Linked DNA regions of Homo sapiens: regions 2 and 3 are each linked to region 1. A link is a contact called in ENCODE Hi-C or POLR2A ChIA-PET data. All regions are on one chromosome and are shown on one strand. Each heading gives the region's core, a stretch centred on a gene start or an enhancer-like site at or near the end of the contact. The rest is flanking DNA. Distances are from core to core; before and after follow the strand shown. Region 1 has its middle 3.8 kb from the start of LINC00428. Region 2 overlaps DNAJC15 (DnaJ heat shock protein family (Hsp40) member C15). Region 3 holds the start of DNAJC15 (DnaJ heat shock protein family (Hsp40) member C15).

Evidence for each region. Hi-C counts contacts between places; a loop is a spot of excess contacts on that map. ChIA-PET counts read pairs that join two places held with the same protein, here RNA polymerase II (POLR2A). Pooled maps may share reads with other maps.
Region 2: a loop to region 1 is called in a pooled map, with 9 times the contacts of the local background. The contact joins two enhancer-like sites. A Hi-C loop is called at or near these places in 1 of 168 maps with a recorded cell type or tissue (endometrial microvascular endothelial cells) and 8 of 50 pooled maps.
Region 3: a loop to region 1 is called in a pooled map, with 4 times the contacts of the local background. The contact joins the promoter of DNAJC15 here to the enhancer-like site in region 1. A Hi-C loop is called at or near these places in 2 of 50 pooled maps. POLR2A ChIA-PET finds 5 or more read pairs at or near these places in 4 of 52 experiments (H1, WTC11 and activated CD4-positive, alpha-beta T cell).

The regions. Positions count from the first base shown.
Region 1 is chr13:42,874,249-42,878,767 of GRCh38, reverse strand. No RefSeq gene overlaps it. Among named protein-coding and RNA genes, the nearest start is that of LINC00428, 3.8 kb to the right of the region's middle. Within about 2 kb of position 1,772, at least 5 of the 41 ENCODE cell types and tissues checked have a DNase peak (open chromatin) inside an H3K27ac peak, as active enhancers do.
Region 2 is chr13:43,093,981-43,098,499 of GRCh38, reverse strand. All of the region lies in intron 5 of DNAJC15 (DnaJ heat shock protein family (Hsp40) member C15), which reads right to left. Among named protein-coding and RNA genes, the nearest start is that of LINC00400, 17 kb to the left of the region's middle. Within about 2 kb of position 2,504, at least 2 of the 41 ENCODE cell types and tissues checked have a DNase peak (open chromatin) inside an H3K27ac peak, as active enhancers do.
Region 3 is chr13:43,020,897-43,025,415 of GRCh38, reverse strand. It overlaps DNAJC15 (DnaJ heat shock protein family (Hsp40) member C15), which reads right to left and starts at 1,830. Exons shown (of 6, transcript NM_013238.3): 1 at 1,682-1,830. The coding sequence starts at 1,789. RefSeq lists enhancers at 1,332-1,381, 1,892-1,941, 1,952-2,011.

The sequences.
Region 1 (4,519 bases), core at 523-3,022:
TATTATGATAGGCCCAGCTTATCTGTCTGTTATTTGATTCTCTTCCCTTAATGCTTAGTCCTTAATGTGGAGATTGTTTTACAGTTGTCAAAATCATCTTTCTCCTTTTCTTTTTTTCCTTCCTTCCTTCCTCTCTTTCTCCTTCTCTCTTTCCTGTTTCTCTTTCTTTTCCTTCCTTCCTTCCTCTTTCCACAAACATTTGTTGAGTGCACACTATATTGGTGTTGTGTAGGAAAATAACACATAGCTCTTGCCCTTAGGTGTTTATAGTTAATTACAGGGAAAACCATCTTTTAGTTTTTACTTTTTCAACATGTGGTGATTAAGTGCAGAAAGAGCAAGTAAAAATGTAAGATGAGGAGCTTAAATCTTCCTGTCGAAAATAAGGGAAGAAATTTCTCCACTCCTTTTTTCTCTTTCAGAATGTTTTCCCTGGCCGGGCGCGGTGGCTCACGCCTGTAATCCCAGCACTTTGGGAGGCCAAGGCCGGCGGATCACGAGGTCAGGAGATCGAGACCATCCTGGCTAACATGGTGAAACCCCATCTCTACTAAAAAATAAAAAAAATTAGCTGGGAGTGGTGGTGGGCGCCTGTAGTCCCAGCTACTGGGGAGGCTGAGGCAGGAGAATGGCGTGAACCCAGGAGGCGGAACTTACAGTGAGCCGGCGATTGCACCACTGCACCTCCAGCCTGGGCGGCAGAGCGAGACTGTCTCAAAAAAAAAAAAAAAAAAAGTTTTCCCTGTCCTTTTCTATGTATGTGAATCTTTTTAGTGGCTAAATAAGCCTCTGGGCTACCTCACAATCTGGAGTGTTTCTTCAAGGACCTGGACGTCCTCTCTTCCTTGATGTAATCATCAAGGAAGCTAAGGCTTTAGCTTCCGGTTTCCTAAGAGGAGAGGGGTGTAACTTCAGTTGTTGTCTGACTCCAAATTGCAAAGCCTAACTAATGGTAATGGGTTGTATCCCCTTAGCTATAAAAGAGTGAGAGTTCTTTCTGGTCTTTGCCATTTCTTTAGCAGATTGCCTGTAATGTGCATCACTTTCTGGTTTAATGCTTATTTAATAATAAAATAGTTTTCCTTTTACCTTTGTAGAAAGCTTTTCTGGGTTAGGAGGACATTTCGTTTTTAATTATATTTTCCCAGGAGTGCTCACTATGTGCCAGGCACTCTTCCAGGCACCAGAGATATAGCATTAAATAAGACAGAAGCTGCCCTCATGAGCTCATATTCTAGGACAGATAGACACTGAACAGTAAGAATAATATCTAAGGAAATCATGCAGGCAGCACATTAGAAGGCGGGGCGGGGGGGGGGTGGTAAGTGCAGTAAGCCATGTGTAAACAATCGAGTGTGATGAGCTGTGTAAAGAACAGTGGGAGTTTAAAGGAGAGAGAGGTAAGTTATCCTGGGGCAGTTGAGGACTTGATGTTTGAGCTGAATCTTGAAAGATGAATGGTTTTGAAAATAGCTCATTGCTTTAGGGGAGGAGTGGAGCTGGTATTCTAGGAAGTGGAAGATATTTGATCAAAGAAATATACATGACAGCAGAGTACATTAGGGGAAGTCTGCATAATCAGCATCTCATTTGATACCATCAACAACCAGAGGCAGAGATTTTTTTTCTTGTTCTTCCTTTTTCTCTCTTCTCCTGCTCCTTTCTCCTACTCTCTTGTAATGATTCATACTGTTGACACATATTGAGTTTACTATCAGCTAAAATCTTTAAACTTTTTCACACACATTGTTCCTGAGTCATAGCACCCTAATCTGTACTTGTTGGCATACGTTTTATTCTCGGTAACCTTGTAGGAGTTTGTGTGTGTGTGTGTTGTGTATTGAAGAAGAGTTGGAGAAGAGACCGAAGTAGTTAGGCTGAATAAAATAGAACTCTGGAAATGATGACAGGCATCTCCCATACTTAAAGGTCTATCATAGGAAGAGAAATCCATTCTTTTTTTTCTATGTGATTGTTAGAACTAGTGGGTGGTACTTTAGGGATATAGATTTCTACTCTATGCCAAGAAAAGCTTTTAGAAGTTGATTTCAGAATTGACCAGGTACATCTCTAAAGAAATCCCTTGGGGAGAGGGTGAGGTCTTGGAAAAAATACAGACTCCTGGGCCCCATCCTTGACTTACATCACAAATCTTGTTACCAGGGACCAGGAATTTGCATAACAGGCTCTCAAGGAAATCCCTAGGTACACTGAAATTTGAAAACTTCAAGAGAATTAACATACCTTTTCTTTGAGAGCCCTTTCAACCTGGGGAAACTTTGATCCTATGAGACCCTAGAAAGGGGAACCACAGAACATTCATTTTCTTTGGGGTGTGGTGAGTCTGATGACTGTGTAACTAGGATGATTATTGAGAACTGAAACTAAAGTCCTTAGCTCCCCAGTCAACTGAACAGGCTGCCTCTTGGCCAAGAGGACCCCAGAGAAACCTTTTAAAAACTGAGTTTCTGGCCATCACAGGACGAGAGGTCAGATGCACCTCTTTATCTTCCCTCCCTTTTGTGGTTTAGACACAACATCTGACCAGCATTAATGTTGAAATAGAGATCACGAGACTGTCAGAACAGACTCTTTGTTCACAATGAGATACCACATTATAAACAGGACCGAAGGCCATGTTAAGTCATGGACTCCTACAGTTAAAGAAGAAACTGTGTTCCAACTGCCACAAGGTTTTTCTTTTTCTCTAGCAGCTAAACACGCGCTGGCCTTGAGATAAGCAATATTAAACAATTGCAGCTCATCCACCAGCAGAGCTGACTAACTGAGGCCCCCTGCTCCACAAGCCAGAACTACAGCTTTGATTGAATAAAAGACTGGTTTCAGTATTTTTCTCCTGCTAAGAGACCACCCACAGATCGACTAGTTCCAGCCGAGTTACAGATGCTGTGCATTTGAGTGCCTTCCTTTCCCTGCTTCACCTTTTGACATATAGGGCTTACTTGTAATATATTTCAATGTTAAGTCTCCACCTAAGGGAAGCATGAGATGCATGTAACATGCATGTTTATTCAGTATGCATGCCATGTTCCCCCTTCATGAATATCTGGACGAAAGACTGCATAGCTCCTCCCGTAACCTGTTGAATATATACATATATTTGGCCAACCTGTTCAACAAAACGTATGTCTCATCCTTCCCTCCCTCGAAGTACCCGCTGACAGAGGCTTCTCACAGAAGCTACACTTCTCAGCCTGTCAGAATGGCCACATTGTAGGCTGCGAGTCTTTATAGCAAACAAAGTCTCCTTTCTAAATTTGTGATTTTTAAGCTGATACCATAGAATTCATCTTTCAAATCAGGACACTTTTAAGAGTGAAATGAAGTGCTAAAAATCCTGGTATCTTTTTTCAAAAATTTACTAACTGACAAATACATTTTTATTTTTTGATGGATCTGCCAAATAATTATTTTGAAACACTATTTCAAAAATATTTTTTCTAGAAAGTAGAATAACATATATCTGTGTACACCAAAGAAAACTTTTAAAACTTCTTTACATATATAAAAAGTAGAAATTTTACAATAATATAATCAGAATAATTACCCCTTTAGTCATTTTTTGAAAACACATTTGTCTCAAATACCATGTCATTCTATTTTTCTAAAGAATGTTTTCTTTTCCTTATATGGTCTTGCTATGTTAAAATTTTAAATAAAATTGTCCCAATATTTTCTTCAAATTTGCATTTAATGACTAATAAATTTGAAATGAACCTTCTCTGTAGACCATATCAGGATTGAGAATATACTCTTTTTAACGTACTTAATTTGTTTAGTTTCTTCATGCTTTGGTGGGGATACACTTTGGTGTCTTCTTGTTTTTAAGACTTGTTACTAATAATTCCAATTGTCTAAACATGTGGAAAGCTAAAGTTTTTTGAAACTCTATTCATTGAAAGTGCTGATCAAAGATTTCTAACTGATTTGGACAAATTCAGCCCAGATTTAGAGAGCTAATTTTTAAAAAGAATTCAACAAAAAGATACTTAGATTGATATACAAATTATTTCTTCAATGCTCAAATATTTCTAAAATTCTCCTTATGGCAGACAGCAAAGAGAGAAAAACACATGATACTGCCTTGTATTTAAAATCATATTTTTGCAAAAACTATAGTTTAGATATTTTAAGTGTATACATATATATCATATTTATAAATTCTTCGTGACTGCTACTATTTTGATTGGTAGATTATCACTACTTGTTTGAGTACAAGTATGAATCATGTTGCACATCTAATTCCCAGTACATTTCTGCTCCATAATTCTTTAGAAAAAACATGCTTTTACAATGACACTGTGCTATGCCAAAATTTGTACTTAATTATGACACAAAGATAACTTTAGTTTGAACTTTTAAAAACAATTTATGATAGCACTGATTCATTTAACTGGATTTACAATGACATCTCACTCTAGTAATATCAGATGTTTTTACCGTCAGCAAAATAAAATTCCAAATGTTTTACTTTGATACCATGAATTGGATGAAAATA
Region 2 (4,519 bases), core at 1,255-3,754, 220 kb before region 1:
ATCAGATCATTAGAGAATCACAGAAACCCAGAGTTGGAAGGGTCTGAAGAGGTTCTACCTCTTACCCAATAAATATATTCCTTCTATGACATCCCTAATAAGTTGCTCTCTAGTAGTTTTCAATCAAATTACCTTTGCTGCCTCTATCTGCACATCACTTTTTCCACTGCTGTAGCTTCAGTGCCTAGAAAGTACCCTGTTCTACCAACTTCCAGAAAGCCTCAATAATTACTAGCTGACTGATGTCTTACGTTCCAGCTAGAAGAAAAGTCTTCCTTATAGGGGTCAAATTTTCACTGCTTAGAGTTTCTTCTCAGTGAACATAATTCTGTCCTCATAGAGGCATACAAGAGGGACTTCACATATACATGCCACATTTTAAGTATTTGATATTGCATAGATCCCCTCTAAGTTTCTCAGTATAGCAAATTTTCTTTTTCTCTAACCACTGCTTTGGCCAAAAACCCAGGAGTGATCTTTCCTCATTTTTTCTTACCCCTGATTCATAAGCTTTGTTGGGTGTTCCTTCAAAATATATTTTGAATTAGACCTTTCTTTTTTTGAGATGGAGTTTTGCTCTTGTTGCCCAGGCTAGAGTGCAATGGCTAGATCTTGGCTCACCGCAACCTCTGCCTCCCGGGTTCAAGTGATTCTCCTGCCTCAGCCTCCTGAGTAGCTGGGATTACAGGCATGTGCCACCACGCCCGGCTAATTTTGTATTTTTAATAGAGATGGGGTTTCTCCATGTTGGTCAGGCTGGTCTCGAACTCCCGACCTCAGGTGATCTCCCCGCCTCAGCCTCCCAAAGTGCTGGGATTACAGGAATGAGCCACCGTACCGGGCCTAGACCTTTTTTTTTCCCCTTTACCTCCTCTACTACAACAACCCTCATCCAAAACAGTATCATTCTCTTGGATTACTACAGTTTTCTCTAGTGACTGCCTTGCTTCCACTCTTGACTCCCTATTTGCTTCATAGCTGCCAAAATAGTCTTCCTAATACTGCATAACAGGTAATAGCATTCCCATAATGCCCAACAGTAAAACCTGAAGTTTGTAGTATGGCTTGCAAGCCACTCTATCATTTAGCCTTGGGCTTCCTCTCCAATTGTATTTCCTACCACTCTCCCTTTTGCTTCCTATGCTCCAGCTGATCTGCTTATAATTCCAGAAACAAACCATATGTTCTCGTTTCAGGACCTATGCACTTGGTGTTTCTTCAGCCTGAAATATTCTTTCTTCATTTTGCATGACTTACTGCCTTAGGTCTCTGCTCAAATATTATCTCCTTAGAGAGAATTTCTAAGAAGGCTATAAGTAAATCAGCATCCGCCTCCCCTCCAGCTGCCATTCTCTACCTCATGCTCTGCTTTTTCTTCAAAGCACTTATGATCCATGACATCATGGGCATTTTTTATATCAGCCTTTTCTGCATAACAAACCACCCCAAAACTTAGTGGCGAAAAGCAACAATGTTCTTTTTATTTCTCACTTTTCTGTGGATTGGTAGGGTGGTTATTCTGAGCTGGGTAGTCCAGGATGGCCTCACTAGGGCCTAAGCTGGGATAGCTAGGCCTCTCTCTACTTGGTGTTTCTTCCGTCAGGAGGAGAGCTTAGTCTTCTTCACTTGGTGGACTCAAGGATCTAAGAAGGTAAGAGCTGAAGCTGCAATGCTTCTTGAGGCCTAGGTTCAGAAATCACATGTCATTTTTTGCTATATTCTATTGGTCAAAACAAATGACAAAGGCCAACCTGAATACAAAGGGTGAAAAATCAGACCACCTCTTGATGGGAGGAGCTATGAAGAATCTGTGGCCATTTTTAAACTACCAATTACCTATCTACTATTGTCTCTCACAGTGGAATATAAGATTCCTAACAGCAAGGTCTTTGGTTATCTTCTTCAGTATCTAGTGCATTATCTGGCTTACATTAAGTACTCAGTAAATTTTGTTGAATGAATAATTGCTCATATGACATTGTTTCCAGACACCTCATGATCCTGTTCAATTTCCTCTGAATACTATTTGGTTTGTCAGTATCCATAAAAAATCTGGGATCCAGAAACAGACACAAAATTCTAGATAAGATCTAAATGCCTAGCTCAGTACAGCTGGATAAATATTAATTGAATGAATGCATAACAAATAAATAGAGGATTGCAGTAATATTTGGTCTTTAATAAAGATACTATGTGTCCTTTATGCAGCTTAGGACTGCATAAAATTTTTAGCAGCTTTTATGCTGTTGAATCTTACAGGCCTTGAGATCAAATACATGTCCCATGGCTCTTTTCCATGTGAAACACTGCCAAATCTCTGTCCCACAGTTATACAATTGACTTTTGAGACTTAAAACATTACATTTATTTCCCCCAAAATTTAATCTCTTCTAAATCACCTTCTCTCGATCATTTCCACTGACAAACAAACCTGCTAAAAATTACTCAACAAGCTTTTATAATTAAAAAAAAAAGTAAAAAGCAAAATAAAACAAAAAACAGCATTTTTCCCTTAATGACTCATCCCTCTGTTGCAGACAATATTCCATTTCTCTCCTCCTCTTCCTCACAAAACTTCTCAAAATAGTTGTGTATATAAGCTAACTCAACTTCCGCATCTTTTCATTCCTTAGCCCTGCACCAATTAAAACTGTTTTTTAAGGTCATCAAAGTCTTCCAGTGTGGAAAAAATACTCTGGACCCTCCTCTCTATCCTTATTTTAATGGTTCTCATAGCAGCATTCAGCCCAGTTGATCACTTGGTTCCCTTAAATATATTCCTTTCTTAGCTTCTATGGTATCATTTTCTCCTTACATTTTTTTCCTTCTGTCTCCTTTGATGATTTCCCCTTTTCTAACTTGATCTATAAGTGTTTGGTTCCTTAGACCTGGATCCTCGGGGTTTTTTCCTCCTATTTCTTATCCATACTTTCACTTTCCATGACCTCTTAAGGTTGGTTTCAACACCATCTTATATTGATGATTCTTAAGTCCAGTCTGCTTCTCTGAACTCTAGAGTCATTTATTCAATTCCTATTCTCTATTTCCACTTGGACAATCTACTGACTAATTCATTTAACATCAACACAGTATTTCTTTTCTCCTAAACCTGTTTACAATCACCTGTCCACTCTAGATCATCCCCATTTCAGTAAATAGCTCCACCATCTACCTAATTTTTTGACTCAGAAATCAAGGGGAAATACTAAATTTCCTGTATCAAATCAAGCAGCAGTAACTGTTGCTTCTGTTTCTAAAACATATCTCAAATTCACTTTCTTGTCTCCCTCCTAAGCTAGGTCATCATTATTTCTCACTCATATTACTGTACCAGCCTCCTGGATGACTGGCTAGCCAATTAATTTGTCATACTGTCTCAAAAGTAACTTTCTGTACTTTTGCTTTTGGTTATGATGGAGTAGTGTGTTAGATGCTCACACTAAAAGCAACTAAAAAAAGCCAGTCAAAACTCACTACAAAAATGAAACAACCACTAAAAAACCCCACCTGTTGAATTAGTGTTACAGGGAAACTTCTAAGAAAACTATGGCTTGAGGGTCCAAAGATTCCGGAAGGGGAGGAAATTTAGAGGTAAAATGACATTCTGAAATTGCTTTTTCCCTTAGATTATTTGATGATTCTTGGTGGAACGCAAGAAATTAGAAGTATGGGCAATGGACACAAGAAGGCTGCTGCTGGGGGCAGGCAAGGCTTCTTGCAGTCTCACAAGCTGCTAAGACAAAAATTGTAGACTCAAAGATTTAGAACTCAACTGAAAAAGGCAAGTTTGAAAATAGAGCCTGATACACAGCTGATTTTTCCCTCTAAGTATATACCAAATTCTGAACTTGTACAGGGTAGAAGCAAAGTAGAAAGTTTCTGAAAAAAGCAAGAAGCTTCTGAAAAGCATAGTAAAGTTTTTGGAAGTTTCAAAATGCTAAGGAGACTGCGATTAGAGATCAGAACCTGCCACGCATAGGGACCCCACTGAACACCCCAGAAACCCAGCTGGAACCCTTAGAGCGGTGATTCTCAAACATTAGTGTACATTAGAATCAACTGGAGGGCTTCGTAACACACAAAATGCTGGGCCCCAACCCCAGGTTTTCTGATTAAGTAGGTCTAGGGTGGAACCTAAGAGTCTGCATGTCTAACAATTGCCCAGGGGAAGCTGCTGACAGTGTGGGGACCACATCTTTAGAAATACTGATAAAATGAAATACATCAACATTTGGATGATTTGTAACTCTCAGTGAAGCAGTATTTGACCAATGAATGACGTTACAAAATCACAGATGGGAAAAAAAAATTCAAAGTAAAAGATAGACCAATAGATTTTAATATAATAGACCTTGAAAGTTCATTGGCATGGTTTCAGGTTCCAAAATGCAACTAATCTTTAAGAAGCTACCACTTGTTGAGTTCTGGTTTAATAGCAAGGAAGAATATCTGCAATTATTTGAAAAGATGAATAAAATACTCTTTCCTTTCCCAACTACCTATTTGTGTGAAGTCGTAT
Region 3 (4,519 bases), core at 581-3,080, 150 kb before region 1:
TATGTGGTACTCTGGATTCTGTAAACTCTCTCCTCTTCCAAGTAAAAATACCTACACATGTAAAAGTCACCAATATTAGTTCTATCTTCCAATTACCACAGCTCCCAACTACCTTGAAAGCCTGATACTCGGATTTTTACGACTCTCCACAAAAGGATTACTTCTGCCTGATCTTGTTCAGCTGTATCATACACTGAATACTATATCCAGAAATCCTTATTTCTAAGGAGTCAGCAAGTCATAAGGGAAAAAGTGTAGCATTTGGAATCGTAGATCTGCCACTTACCAGGGATGATCCTGGACCAGTTACTTAAAACTTTCTAAATCTCTACTGCCTCATTTTTTTTTCTTTGTTGGAGACAGGGTCTAGCTCTGTCTCTCAGGCTGGAGTGCAGTGGCGAAATCATAGCTCACTATAACCTCAACTCCTGGGCTCAAGTGATTCTCCCGACCCAGCCTCCCAAGCAGCTAGGACTACAGGCTCACACCACCACACCCAGCTAATTTTTTTTTTTTTTTTTTAGCAGAGATGGGGTCTCCTGTGTTGCCCAGGCTGTCCTCCAAACTCATGGCCTCAAGTGATCCTCCTGCCTGGGCTTCCTAAAGCGCTGGGATTACAAGCCTAAACCACCACTTGGGCAATATTTCATATTGAATGTTGAAAATTACCATGCAACTGTGCATATATCAGGTTAAAGAAAATACATGGTTAAAATCAAACCCACCTGTTTCTCTTCAGTTGTTTAATATGGCTACAAAAAACTTAAAAATATGCCGGACGCGGTGGCTCACGCCTGTAATCCCAGCACTTTGGGAGGCCGAGGCGGGCGGATCACGAGGTAAGCAGATCGAGACCATCCTGGCTAACACGGTGAAACCCCCGTCTCTACTAAAAATACAAAAAATTAGCCGGGAGTGGTGGCAGGCGCCTGTAGTCCCAGCTACTTGGGAGGCTGAGGCAGGAGAATGGCCTGAAACCGGGAGGCGGAGCTTGCAGTGAGCCGAGATCGCGCCACTGCACTCCAGCCTGGGCGACAGAGCGAGACTCCGTCTCAAAAAAAAAAAAAAAAAAAAAAAACGTAAAAATACGTATGTGGCTCACAATATGCTTCTGTTGGACAGTTTTCTGTTAGACCCTTCCTTTTTCCAGCTCTACAGTTCATCCTGAATACACCACTTGGAGTTTCCAACTGGGCCCTGTTTCTGTGCCGGAGACTTTGGAGACAGTAGTCCTGGTACCCGAAACACTTTTTCCCCTTCTCCTTGCTGAATGGACTGTTTTTATTCATTCAGATCTTAATTTTTAACTACAGCTTTCTCCAAGAAGCGTCCCTGATCCCACCACGTCCCCTGCAAGACGTTTTTAGGGCCTCCTATGAGATAGGAAAATCCACATACAGCACTTATTTTACTGTATTTGCAATTGCCTGTTTTCTGGTTTGTGTCCCAGACAAGACTGGAAGCTCCTTGAGGAGACAGATCCTCAGAACTGCTCCGTCTTCCACGCCCAGGCGTCAAAGCCCAGCACAAAGCGGTCTCTCCACTGAACAAGTGAGCGCTAGGGCACAGACCGTGAGCGAATGCGGGGGAGTACAAAGGTTCAAGGGTGAGGCGGTAGAGGGGGCTGAAGCAGAAACTACAAGGGAGCCAGAGAGGGGTGGGGGCCGCTGGCAGGACTCACCAGTCTCTGCTGGTCGACGTCGGCGTCTGGCCGTTTGGCCGAGGGCTGCAAGTACTCAGCGTAGCGCAAACTCTCGCCAACTGGAGCGATGACACCACGGGCAGCCATGGCAAGGCGGCCCGGAGACTCAAGGCGCCGCGGCAGTGACTACGAGGCGGCCGTAGGGACAAACTAGTTAGCGCGGTTTCTTCTCGCAGATCCAGTGGACTCTGCGCTCGTTGTGCTATTAAAGGCGAGGTTCCCGGAAGATACCCTTCTCACCCGAGCTGGGTAACGTGTCCCGTGCAAGCACGGGGTCACACTCCGAAAGGAGCCAAGGGCACTGGGACGTTCTTGAATCACACTCACAGGCGCAAAGCCAACGCGGACCCTCAGGGAGCTTTATATACTTGGGCCTGGTCCCTCCCCAGGCCGCCGTAAGGGACTGGGCTTAAGCCCTGCGAACTGATGTTGGTCGAATCAGATGACTGCCCAGTAAGCTCGGAGTCTAGCTGTAGTGCCTGAGGGTGGGCTTGCCTGAGCTTTCCTGACCCCCTTCCGGGCAGCCTTTCTTCCCACTCTCAACTTCTGTTCGCACTTCTGTTTAATGCCACAGTTCTACCACCCCGGGAGAGAAATTAAAGAGGCAATTTGCTTACTCCACCCCCAAGTAAATGGCTGTATTTAAGGTGAAATTACACAGAAGAAAGTTGTGGCCGGGTGCGGTGGCTCACGCTGTAATCCCAGCACTTTGGGAGACCGAGGCGGGTGGATCACACCAGCTTGGCCGACATGGTGAAACCTCGTCTCTACTAAAAATACAAAGATTAGCTGGGTGTGGTGGTGCGTCCCTGTAATCCCAGCTACTCAGGAGCCTGAGGCAGGGGAAAAAAAGTTGTGAGCAAGTAGGTAAATCTTACTCTCCCTCAAATGAGTTTGTGCTGATTTGTATATATAAAAGCCCATTTTATTATTAAGCTTTTTTTTTTTTTTGAGATGGAGTCTCGCTCTGTTGCCCAGGCTGAGTGCAGTGGCGCAATCTCTGGCTCACTGCACCCTCTGCCTCCCGAGTACCTGGGATTAAAGGCACGTGCCACCACACCTGGCTAATTTGTGTATTTTTAGTAGAGACGAGGTTTCACCATGTTGGCCAGGCTGGTCTCAAACTCCTGACCTCAGGTGATCCGCCCGCTTCAGCCTCCCAAAGTGCTGAGATTACAGGCGTGAGTCACCGCGCCTGGCCTCCATCAAGTTTTTAGAGCAAAAATTAACCAGCAGTTGAAGCGTATGGTGTTTTCCAACTTCTGTACCAACGTGGCAGCTCTTTGGCTCCTTATACCCTTTGCAAAATCAGCTGACAGGAAGAAAAAGCTTTATTTTTTTTCTATTCCTGAATTTAAAGTTTTGAGGGTCTATTAATTTGTTCACTTAGTTAATATTATTAGCATGTCTAAGAAGTTAGGTCCTAGAAATTTACAATCTTGTAGGGAAGATAACACTGACACAGAATAATAGTACATACCAGAACATGAGCACATGCATTGCATAGCAGTATAAAGAGAACTGGACTGGGAATTAAACCGCCATTGCAAAATTACAACTGAGAAAGAGATCTGACCTAATCAACACCATCTTGCTTCTAACCTCCAAGCTGTCTTGTACATTCCTGGCCGTAGGCCAAACTAACTTTGGGAGGAATGTAATTCATAGTTTATAGTTTGAAACAAAGATGATAAAAGCCCTTTCCCAAAACAAACCTCCTTCTTGCCTGGGGACTAGACTGCCTTTGTAGGACTAACAAATTAGCCACAAGATCAGAAATTATGACTTAGGAGTCATGCAGCTGGAGGCTACAAGATTCTGACCCTCCCCAAATTGCTGCTGGAGCTAACATCACTATTGTAAAAACTACCACCAGTGCTTGAGATATTTTGCAGACCCCGCACTTGATGAATCAGCTGGCATCACCCAGATCGATAAACTGGCTCATCTGATCTCGTGGCCCCCACCCAGGAACTGATAACGCAAGACAACTTGGACTCCCTGTGATTTCATCTTTGACCTGACCAATCAGCACTCCCAGCTCACTGGCTTCCCCCTACTCACCGAGTTGTCCTTAAAAATTCTGATCCCCAGCTGGGCGCGGTGGCTCATGCCTGTAATCCCAGCACTTTGGGAGGCCGAAGGTGGGTGCATCATGAGGTCAAGAGAGTGAGACCATCCTGGCCAACATGGTGAAATCCCATCTCTACTAAAAATACAAAAATTAGCTGGGCGTGGTGGGTGCCTGTAGTCCCAGCTACTCGGGAGGCTGAGGCAGGAGAATCGCTTGAACCTGGGAGGCAGAGGTTGCAGTGAGCAGAGATCGCGCCACTGCACTCCAGCCTGAGGACAGAGTGAGACTCCGTCTCAAAAAAATAATAATAATAAATAAATAAATAAAAAATTCTGATCCCTGAATGCTCTGGGAGACTGATTTGAGTAATAATGAAACTCCAGTCTCCTGCACAGTCAGCTCTGCATGAATTACTCTTTCTCTATTGCAATTACCCCGTCTTTATAAATTTGGCTCTGTCTAGACAGCCAGCAAAGTAAACCCATTGGGTGGTTACAGGAATAAGGAAGACATCTGAGTTCTAGTGTACCTCCATTATTTTCTGGGCTTGTATAACTGAACATATCCATTAACCTCTCCAAATTACCTGTAAAAGGAGAATAACATTTGTCCAACATTCTGACTCAGGGAAGTTGTGCAAACAAATATAAACCTCAAAGAACCAATCCTTCAAGATGGATCCCAAGTGGCTAACTAGGACTAACTTAAAATAGAGCCAAACCTTCCTTTTACACTGAAATCTG